2 separate regions of the Homo sapiens genome follow, and region 1 is linked to region 2. Evidence: chromatin contacts called from ENCODE Hi-C or POLR2A ChIA-PET data. All regions are on one chromosome and are shown on one strand. Each heading gives the region's core, a stretch centred on a gene start or an enhancer-like site at or near the end of the contact. The rest is flanking DNA. Distances are from core to core; before and after follow the strand shown. Region 1 holds the start of LINC01046 (long intergenic non-protein coding RNA 1046). Region 2 overlaps LINC00367 (long intergenic non-protein coding RNA 367).

Region 1 (4,265 bases), core at 43-2,542, 290 kb before region 2:
TTAAAAACATACACAGTGCAGTAGCAGTAGCAACTGCTTTTCCTTTTTTTGTTTTTTTTTTCATTTTGTTTTGTTTTGTTTTTGTTTTTTGAGATGAAGTCTTGCTCTGTTGCCCAGGCTGGAGTGCAATGGCGCAATCTCAGCTCACTGCAACCTCCACCTCCCGGGTTCTCCTGCCTCAGCCTCTCGAGTAGCTGGAATTACAGGCACGCGCCACCATGCCCAGCTAATTTTTGTATTTTTAGTAGAGACGGTGTTTCACCATGTTGGCCAGACTGATCTTGAACTCCTGACCTCGTGATCCACCCCCCTCTGCCTCCCAAAGTGCTGGGATTATAGGCGTGAGCCACCGTGCCTGGCTGCAACTACTTTTCATTACTCTCACTGCTTCACCTCCACTTGTGATCAGTGACGCATGTTTGAGAGACACCTGGCTTTGGAGACAGAAATCAGGATCCTTGACCTCTTTATTACCTTTCCTAATGGAATGAGGTTGCACACATGGGCCGCGCTCTGCTGCACACATGGGCCGCGCTTTGCTGCGCACCGGCAGTTCACAGAGCCCCGTAGTTTTGGGGAGCACTCCTCTGTCACTACAGTGCCTATTGTAAAACCTTAACCACGGGATTATTTTTTCCAAAAGACCTCAGATAAATACTTACTTGATGTTTTTATTCACACAAGGTGTTAATTTCTAACAAGACTTTTATGAGCACAGCAAACAGCAGTTGCTTTTTCATGTGAACATTAAGTAAGACTCAAGGTATGAAAAGCCTGCTGCAAAGGATCCAAAAGGATCTGTGGGATTTGGTGGGCTGCAGCAGACAAATGGCCTGCCAGTCTGTGACAAGTGTGCAGTCACCGTGGGCGCCACCCTTGGGAGGCACAGGATCCACTAAGTCGTCGGGATTACCGGGCTCTGTCCGTAGCAGCTCCTGGACAGTTAGGGCCCTGTATGCACATCTCTGCAAAGGCTGTTGGTCAAACACATGAAAAGCCGGTATTAGTGGTGTCTGCCTGAGCCACCGTAAATCACCTCTCCCTCTGGGCTGCCACTGCATTGCCTGTGCACAGCCTGGAGGCATGGGGCGTGTGTCACTGGGGGAAGCATGCAGTTCAGGAGTCCTGTTATGTCCACATGAATGTGAATATGAAAGCATGCCCTGGCGCCTCTGTGCTGGGCTATTATTGGGACCAAGGACTCACACACAACAGTGATGTCATCCAGATGCACAATAGAAGATTGTACTGAAACGTCAGAAGCCAGATACCAGGTTTTCTCTCACAAACGGTTGTTTTAAGTGCCGATATCACGGCTTGACAATGTTAGTGCTGGCAGGACTTTTGTTTTTCATTATCCCCATCTTCATCCTTAAACGAACTGTAGAGATGCAGAGAAATAGTCATTAGAATGAACTAAATTAAAAGCAGGAAGCGGTTAACTTTATGTCGACTCTAAGATAATGTTAGTAAATAAAAAGGCTAATTGGAATTCTCTGTATTCTGATAAGAACTTTTTATTAGTAAGTTATTTGTGCTTTAATGGGCTGCTTGTGGCATGTGGTTGAGTTGTGATGCTTTCCATTACTCATTTTTATTAACACATACAGTAAATATTAAAATAGATCTTGGGAGTGATAACATAGGTAGAAAATGATGGGTGGCTTGTCAGATACAAAATACAGCAGCATACTTACAGATGTGTTCTCATGCCATTTTCAAATTTATATTGGCTATTTTTAAACTATGTCAAGCCTTTCTCTGACTTCTGTTTTACTGTACTGCTGTTCTTGACATTCCCATCCCGCAGCCCACCAGATTGAAATTTTGGTGCAGCTTATAAAAGGTATCCCCAAAGCTAGGACTTTGACAGCCAGTGATATGTATCTTTTTTAAATGTTTCATTCAGGGTAAGCAAATGAGCAACAGCAAGGGAAAATCACATTTTAGTATTTTTCTCCCTGTTAAAGATCGTTTTGTGCTTTTTAACTAGGATACCAGAAAGCAAAGTATTTCAGTATTCCTTTTAGCAAACTACATATACTCAACCAGATTTCTAGTAGCATTTTTCTTCAATGTTTAAAAAAGTGAACTTTTTAAACTTTTACTTTCTATTCTTCTTATCCTTCTGTGATATGTGTACTTTTTGCCCTGTTTAGAATAGATAAAATATAGCTTTAATTTTTCTAAAAACATTAAAATGTTTTTCTAATGGTCTGTAATCTGTAATGTTTCTAGAATTTGGTAGAAAGTCAATTCACTAATTTAATGGATTAGTGTAGGTCAGTTCTTACTGTAAACTTTAAAAGGTATAAGAGCTCCAGGCTAGGTTGGAACTTGTCCCTAAGTCATATTTAGGGAGTTTCTGTTTTATTTTGTAAAAACATTCATCTCACATTTCCTAAAAATGAAATAAGGCAGCAAAATAAAACTCATCCAAGGACTCTGGTTACTTGGGTTTTATAGCTAACTAAGACTTTATTTTGGCTTTCCTTTCCCTTTCATGTTCTGACATGTCCCCAAACGTTTAGGACTAAGAGAATGAGAGGGGAGGCCCAGGCTGGAGAGCTCCTGGACAGGGTCTTGGGGGGGACTTGTCTTTCCTGTACCCCCTGGGATGTCACTGTGTTCCCCCTTAGGGACACCAGGAAATTTCATATGAAGGGACTTTGGTGCACCTCCCACAGGCACTGCTTTGGTTTTATGAATATCGGCTTTTCGGTGTTATGGGATCCTTCTGCTTCAAAGTGAAACTAGTTCTGAAATTTTCAAGTTCAAAAACTTCCATAGGCAAAACTTTTCATGGAAATAAAATATTTTTTTATCCTCATTAAGTAAAATTCAGACATTTGTCAAAAGCAAATATAGCTCTCAAGCCTTGTGGATTATACATTTTTGGTTCCAAAGAATGAGGAACCTCTGGTAGCCCCAGGAATGGGAGATTTTCACACTGTTGTGATTCTGAAGTCACCAACTTAACAACTAGAACCAAACAAAATCAGTGCTGTTCAGTGCCTTCTGACTGTCTGCTTACTCTCCGCTGAGTGCTGAAAAGCCCCAGCCGTGTGTTGCTTAAGGTCCAGTACATTACTGTAGAAAATAAGGTTTGTGGGTTCCTAGTGGTCTCTGTGGACTAACTAGTGGATCTGCTGGCAGCTTGGTAATTTTAGAGGAAATATGAAGTATAAGATCAATTGGAGGCTCACCGAGCCTGGCTGGCAGGTGCTACTTACCCTGCCTGGGAGTCCTGACAGTAGCCCAGGAAGGTTCTTTTAAACTCGTGACTGTATCGACTATTGGGTTATCTGCAAGGAAGAATATATGTAGCTTTTGAAGGAGGCCTTTGGCTGCTACCCCAAGCAAGCCAGCTGCGAATCACTGGCCACGTTTTAACTTTCCGTGTTGTTGCTCCTTGTGTTTGGACTGAGAAATGCATTCAGCAACTCCTCCTTCTATTAATCCTATTGTTACATCTCCAGCCTTGAGATTTGCCAAATGTTGCTCAATGAAACACTCAGAACAGCATTTAGACAAGGCTTTGTGAGACTTTGATGCGGTCTGAGAAATTACGATCTTTCCATCTGTAGATGGGGCTCCTGTTGTTTCCATGTCACAGTCAGCGGAGCTGTGATAGAGTCTGAGCAGCAGCAGCTCAGCTTTCTCCAGCGCACCTTGATGAACCAAAATGTTTTGTTTTTGTTTTAGCAGAGGCATGATCAGCACAGAACCTGTAAGCACTTGCTTGTTCTCACTCACTTCTATTCCGTATGTGCTTTTCCTGCATTCCTTTATTAGAGACCTGTTGGATATCATCATCTTGTTGCCATATTTGCTGAAAGGAATGAATGTGTCCGTGCAGTTTCCCGTTGATCCCTGTCTGGAGTTAGCAGCATGGACCTACCCCAAGCTGTGCTGGCGATGCAGGTTTCACTCATAAAAACAACTTCTCATTACCAGTTGAGGACCAGCCATTATTCCAATATTACATGGATTTGAAAAACAAATTCAGCACCTGAGAATGAAGTGGCACCAGGACCTTTCACAAGCTGCTAAGCATCTGAAAACCTTGATGCTAGTTCAGGCGTCACCACTTAGGAACACATGGCCTAAGGGGAGGCATAGACGATTGCAACTGGATCAGAGATAATGTAGATAATTCCTTACAGCCCAGGCCCACAGACTTGCTCACAGTCACTCAGAATACCCTGGAGGAAAGCCAAAACTAGAGCCCAAGTCTGTGGTCTAGTTTAGGTCTCCAGGCAGCA
Region 2 (3,954 bases), core at 257-2,756:
GAGGACGCGATCCAGACTGGGGAGGTCATGGAAGGCAGCCCAGCGGAAGTGATGCCTACCTGAAACCTACTATTAGGCAGCAGAGGCCGGAGAAGGGGCACACATGGTGTGGGGGATGTCGCCATATGTCTGGAGCTTCACAGTGCCTGAAGAAGATTTGAGGCTGGAGGCACAGGCAGGGCCCAGGTAGCGAAGGGCCGTATGAGTCTTATTAAGGAAACTGGGCAAGATTAACCAAGTTGGTTATCTGTTGCTTGCAACTAAAGAACTCAACCAGACTGAAATAGAATCACAGAATCGTGTATTTCGAGTCTCGCAAGGAACTCCAGAGACAATCTGATTTGGAAACAAACCTCTGGACAGTTAAGGATTATCAGCCCTCTCTTGTAAGTGGGGTGGATCACTCAGGTTAGGAAACAGAAGTAACCCCACAGTGTCACAGTGAATATGTGCTAGAGTGAAAACACCCACACCTCCTGTCTCTCAGGGTGGAGGGGCGCATTCCCCACCACCTCTTTGTTTATCCCACGTGGTATCTAGTATAACACCTTGCTTTGAGAGAGAACCATTTTAGTAGAGATAATAATACCCAATTTAAGCATATCAGTTAAAAACAATGAGAAGGAAAAAGCTACATTAAGCTGGTAAGAGAGTAAAGGTGCCATATAGTACTTCTTCCAGTATTCAGACCAACTCTTTTAGATTTTTTTTACCAACCTCCTATGTTAAATATACTTTTTTTTTTTTTGAGACGGAGTCTCACTCTTTCGCCCAGGCTGGAGTGCGGTGGAGCAATCTCGACTCACTGCAACCTCCGCCTCCCGAGTTCAAGCAATTCTCTGCCTCAGCCTCCTGAGCAGCTGGGATTACAGGTACCTGCTGCCATGCCCGGCTAATTTTTGTATTTTTAGTGGAGAAGGGGGTTTCACCATCTTGGCTGTGCTGGTCTCGAACTCCTGACCTCGTGTTAGACCCGCCTCGGCCTCCCAAAGTGCTGGGATTACAGGCGTGAGCCACCACGCACTGCCAGTTCTATTCTTTCTTAACTTCCCTTTTCCTTGAAATAATCCTCCCCTTACCCAACTGACTCTTTTCTCCTCTTTTTTTTTTTTTTTTTTTTTTTTTGTTGTTGTTGTTGAGATGGAGTCTTCCTCTGTCGCCCAGGCTGGAGTGCAGTGGCATGATCTCGGCTCACTGCTACCCCTGCCTTTGAGGTTCAAGCAGCTCTCCTGCCTCAGCCTCCCAAGTAGCTGGGATTACACGTGCCCGCCATTATGCCCGGCTAATTTTTGTATTTTTAGTAGAGACGGAGTTTTGCCAGGTTGGCCAGGCTGGTCTCAAACTCCTGACCTCAGTTGATCCGCCTGCGTCGGCCTCCCACAACTGACTCTTTTCTTATGTTGAACAAAATAAAGTTTCCCTGAGTGCCCTGAGCAGCTAGGGCGCCATCAAGGAATGAAGCGTCCTGAATGGATCCTTCTAGAAAAGGCTGGGGGTGGGAGCCACCTGGTGGCCAAAGCTGTGCAGACCACAGCTGTGTAATGAGGCAAGTTGGTTTAAAAAAGGAACAGGCTGCAGAGCCGAAGTATTTGTCAAAGTAATAAAAACGTTTAAATGAGTCATTTGGTTTATAGCAACTCCTAGGAAACGCTTTTCCAAACAATTTAGTCTGTTGAGCGCACACAGTACTGGTTTCCGCTAGAGTCTTGTTCATGTAATTGAGAAATTCGCAACTTAGACTTGAGCAGCAGTTCTCAAAGTGTGGTCTGTGGACTTCAGGGACACACGAAGTCCCCCTTTTCAATTGTATACCTGGGGGGTGCTGGACTTCCCCATCTACTTCAAACAAAACATATGGTAACAGGTCAAATGTGGAAGCAGAAATAAAAACTCCACCATCTGCGACCGGATGCGATGGCTCACGCCTGTAATCTCAGCATTTTGGGAGGCCGAGGTGGGCAGATCACTCGAGGTCAGGAGTTCAAGAGCAGCCTGGCCAACATGGTGAAACCCCGTCTCGACGAAAAATACAAAAAATTAGCTGGGCATGGTGGCGCACGCCTATAAATCCCAGCTACTCGGAAGCCTGAGGCGCGAGAATCGCATGAACCCGGGAGGCAGAGGTCGCAGTGAGCTGAGATTGCACCACTGCACTCCAGTCTGGGCAACAGAGCGAGACAATGTCTCAAAAAAAAAAAAAAAGAGAATTCCACTATCTGATATTAAACCCGCTATTCAAGAGGTTTGCAAAATGTAAACCAATGCCACTGATGCCACTAACTGTTATTTTGGGAAATATAGTTATTTTGCATAAAACACATTATTTGTGTTAACATGTAATTGGTTTATAATGGCCACTTTTCCATCTATAAATATTCTTTATTTTTTTCCATTTTAATTTTTAATATGATAAATATTGATAGATAGATAGATATGGATATAGATATACCTCCTTTCTGTCCCCTCACTTCATATATATGAATTTGTCTGAAGTTCTCAATAATTTTTAAGAGTATAAAGGGATCCTAAGCTCAAAAAGTTCTAGAACCACTGGACTAGAGCAATGTGTCAGCTGAGCATTAAAAACAGTACAGAATTTGACATTCCCCTGGAGGGGTTACTGTGTGATGATTTGAATCAGGTACACTTGCAGATGTGTTTCCATCAACCTCTGTATTGAAGGCCCAGTTATCTCTACTTACCTTGTTGCTCGTGTAAACACCTCTTAAGTACCACTCCAAATCTTTGGACACCGTTGGACGCTTACTCCACCCTGCTGCCACTGCAGAAACCAGCTGTCTGTGGACACTGCCAGCTCCATGTGGCATCCCAAATGGCACCCACCTCACAGGACCCCTGGCCCCTATGCTTGAGAAACCCACAATAAGTCAGAGAAAAAAGTAAGTGCAGAGAAATTGAAGCTTGTGGGGCGAATCTTCAACCAATGAGCTTAGGAGCAAACAGATAACGTTTTTTTCCTCTCCTACCTGACACAGTGTGCTGAGATCCAGGCCCCTCCAGAAACAGTCCCAGAAGCCCAAACAATCAGTTGTCAGATGCCCAATGGTGACCAGCTCCTCAGCCCAAAACTCTAGCACTCCGTAAGTTAAGGCTATGCATAGTTTACCATTTCACCATATTCTCAGCATCTACAAACTATAAACAGCCTTCAAAGAACAGTAGTAGCATTTTCATAACATTTATTTTGTGTCTAATCCGACTCTATGTCATAAGAATTAAAGAAGTAGCTTCTAAAATCTCAGTCTCCTGAAAATGAAGCTTTAGAATTGTTTCCTAAAATAACATTATTTTATATTACCCATTACCATTATTAAAAATGGTAATACTCGACCAGGCATGGTGGCTCACACCTGTAATCCCAGTACTTTGGGAGGCCGAGGCCAGTGGATCCTGAGGTAAGGAGTTCAAGGCCGGCTTGGCCAAGATGGTGAAGCCCTGTCTCTACTAAAAATACAAAAAATTAGCCGGGCGTGGTGGCAGGTGCCTGTAATCCCAGCTACTCAGGAGGCTGAGGCAGAGAATTGCTTGAACCCAGGAGGCGGAAGTTGCGGTGAGCCAAGACTACCCCACTGCATTCCAGCCTGGGCGACAGAGCCAGACTCTGCCTCAAAAAAAAAAAGTAATACTCTGATTCTAGAAAGGTTACACTGAAATAGACACTCTCATGTTGTTGATAAAAATTGTTATAACTTTTCTGGAACAAAATTTTGTTTTGTTTTGTTTTTTTGTTTGGTTTTGTTTTTTGAGATGGAGTCTCCCTCTGTTGCCTAGGCTAGAGTGCAGTGGTGAGATCTCTGCTCACTGCAACCTCTGCCTCCTGGATTCAAGCAATTCTCCTGCCTCAGCCTCCCGAGTAGCTGGGATTACAGGTACGCACCACCATGCCCAGCTAATTTTTTGTATTTTTAATAGAGAGAGGGTTTCACCATGTTG

What was found. A loop is a pair of places that touch in the nucleus more often than their neighbours do. ChIA-PET counts read pairs that join two places held with the same protein, here RNA polymerase II (POLR2A). Pooled maps may share reads with other maps.
Region 1: a loop to region 2 is called in a pooled map, with 2.3 times the contacts of the local background. The contact joins the promoter of LINC01046 here to the enhancer-like site in region 2. A Hi-C loop is called at or near these places in 3 of 50 pooled maps. POLR2A ChIA-PET finds 5 or more read pairs at or near these places in 3 of 52 experiments (WTC11, activated naive CD4-positive, alpha-beta T cell and endothelial cell of umbilical vein).

What each region holds. Positions count from the first base shown.
Region 1 is chr13:21,231,595-21,235,859 of GRCh38, reverse strand. It overlaps LINC01046 (long intergenic non-protein coding RNA 1046), which reads right to left and starts at 1,292. Exons shown (of 2, transcript NR_125745.1): 1 at 1,207-1,292; 2 at 656-974.
Region 2 is chr13:20,941,288-20,945,241 of GRCh38, reverse strand. LINC00367 (long intergenic non-protein coding RNA 367) reads left to right here. Exons shown (of 6, transcript NR_104058.1): 3 at 2,642-2,900; 4 at 2,997-3,101. Among named protein-coding and RNA genes, the nearest start is that of LINC00367, 6.2 kb to the left of the region's middle. RefSeq lists an enhancer at 1,172-1,748. Within about 2 kb of position 1,506, at least 8 of the 41 ENCODE cell types and tissues checked have a DNase peak (open chromatin) inside an H3K27ac peak, as active enhancers do.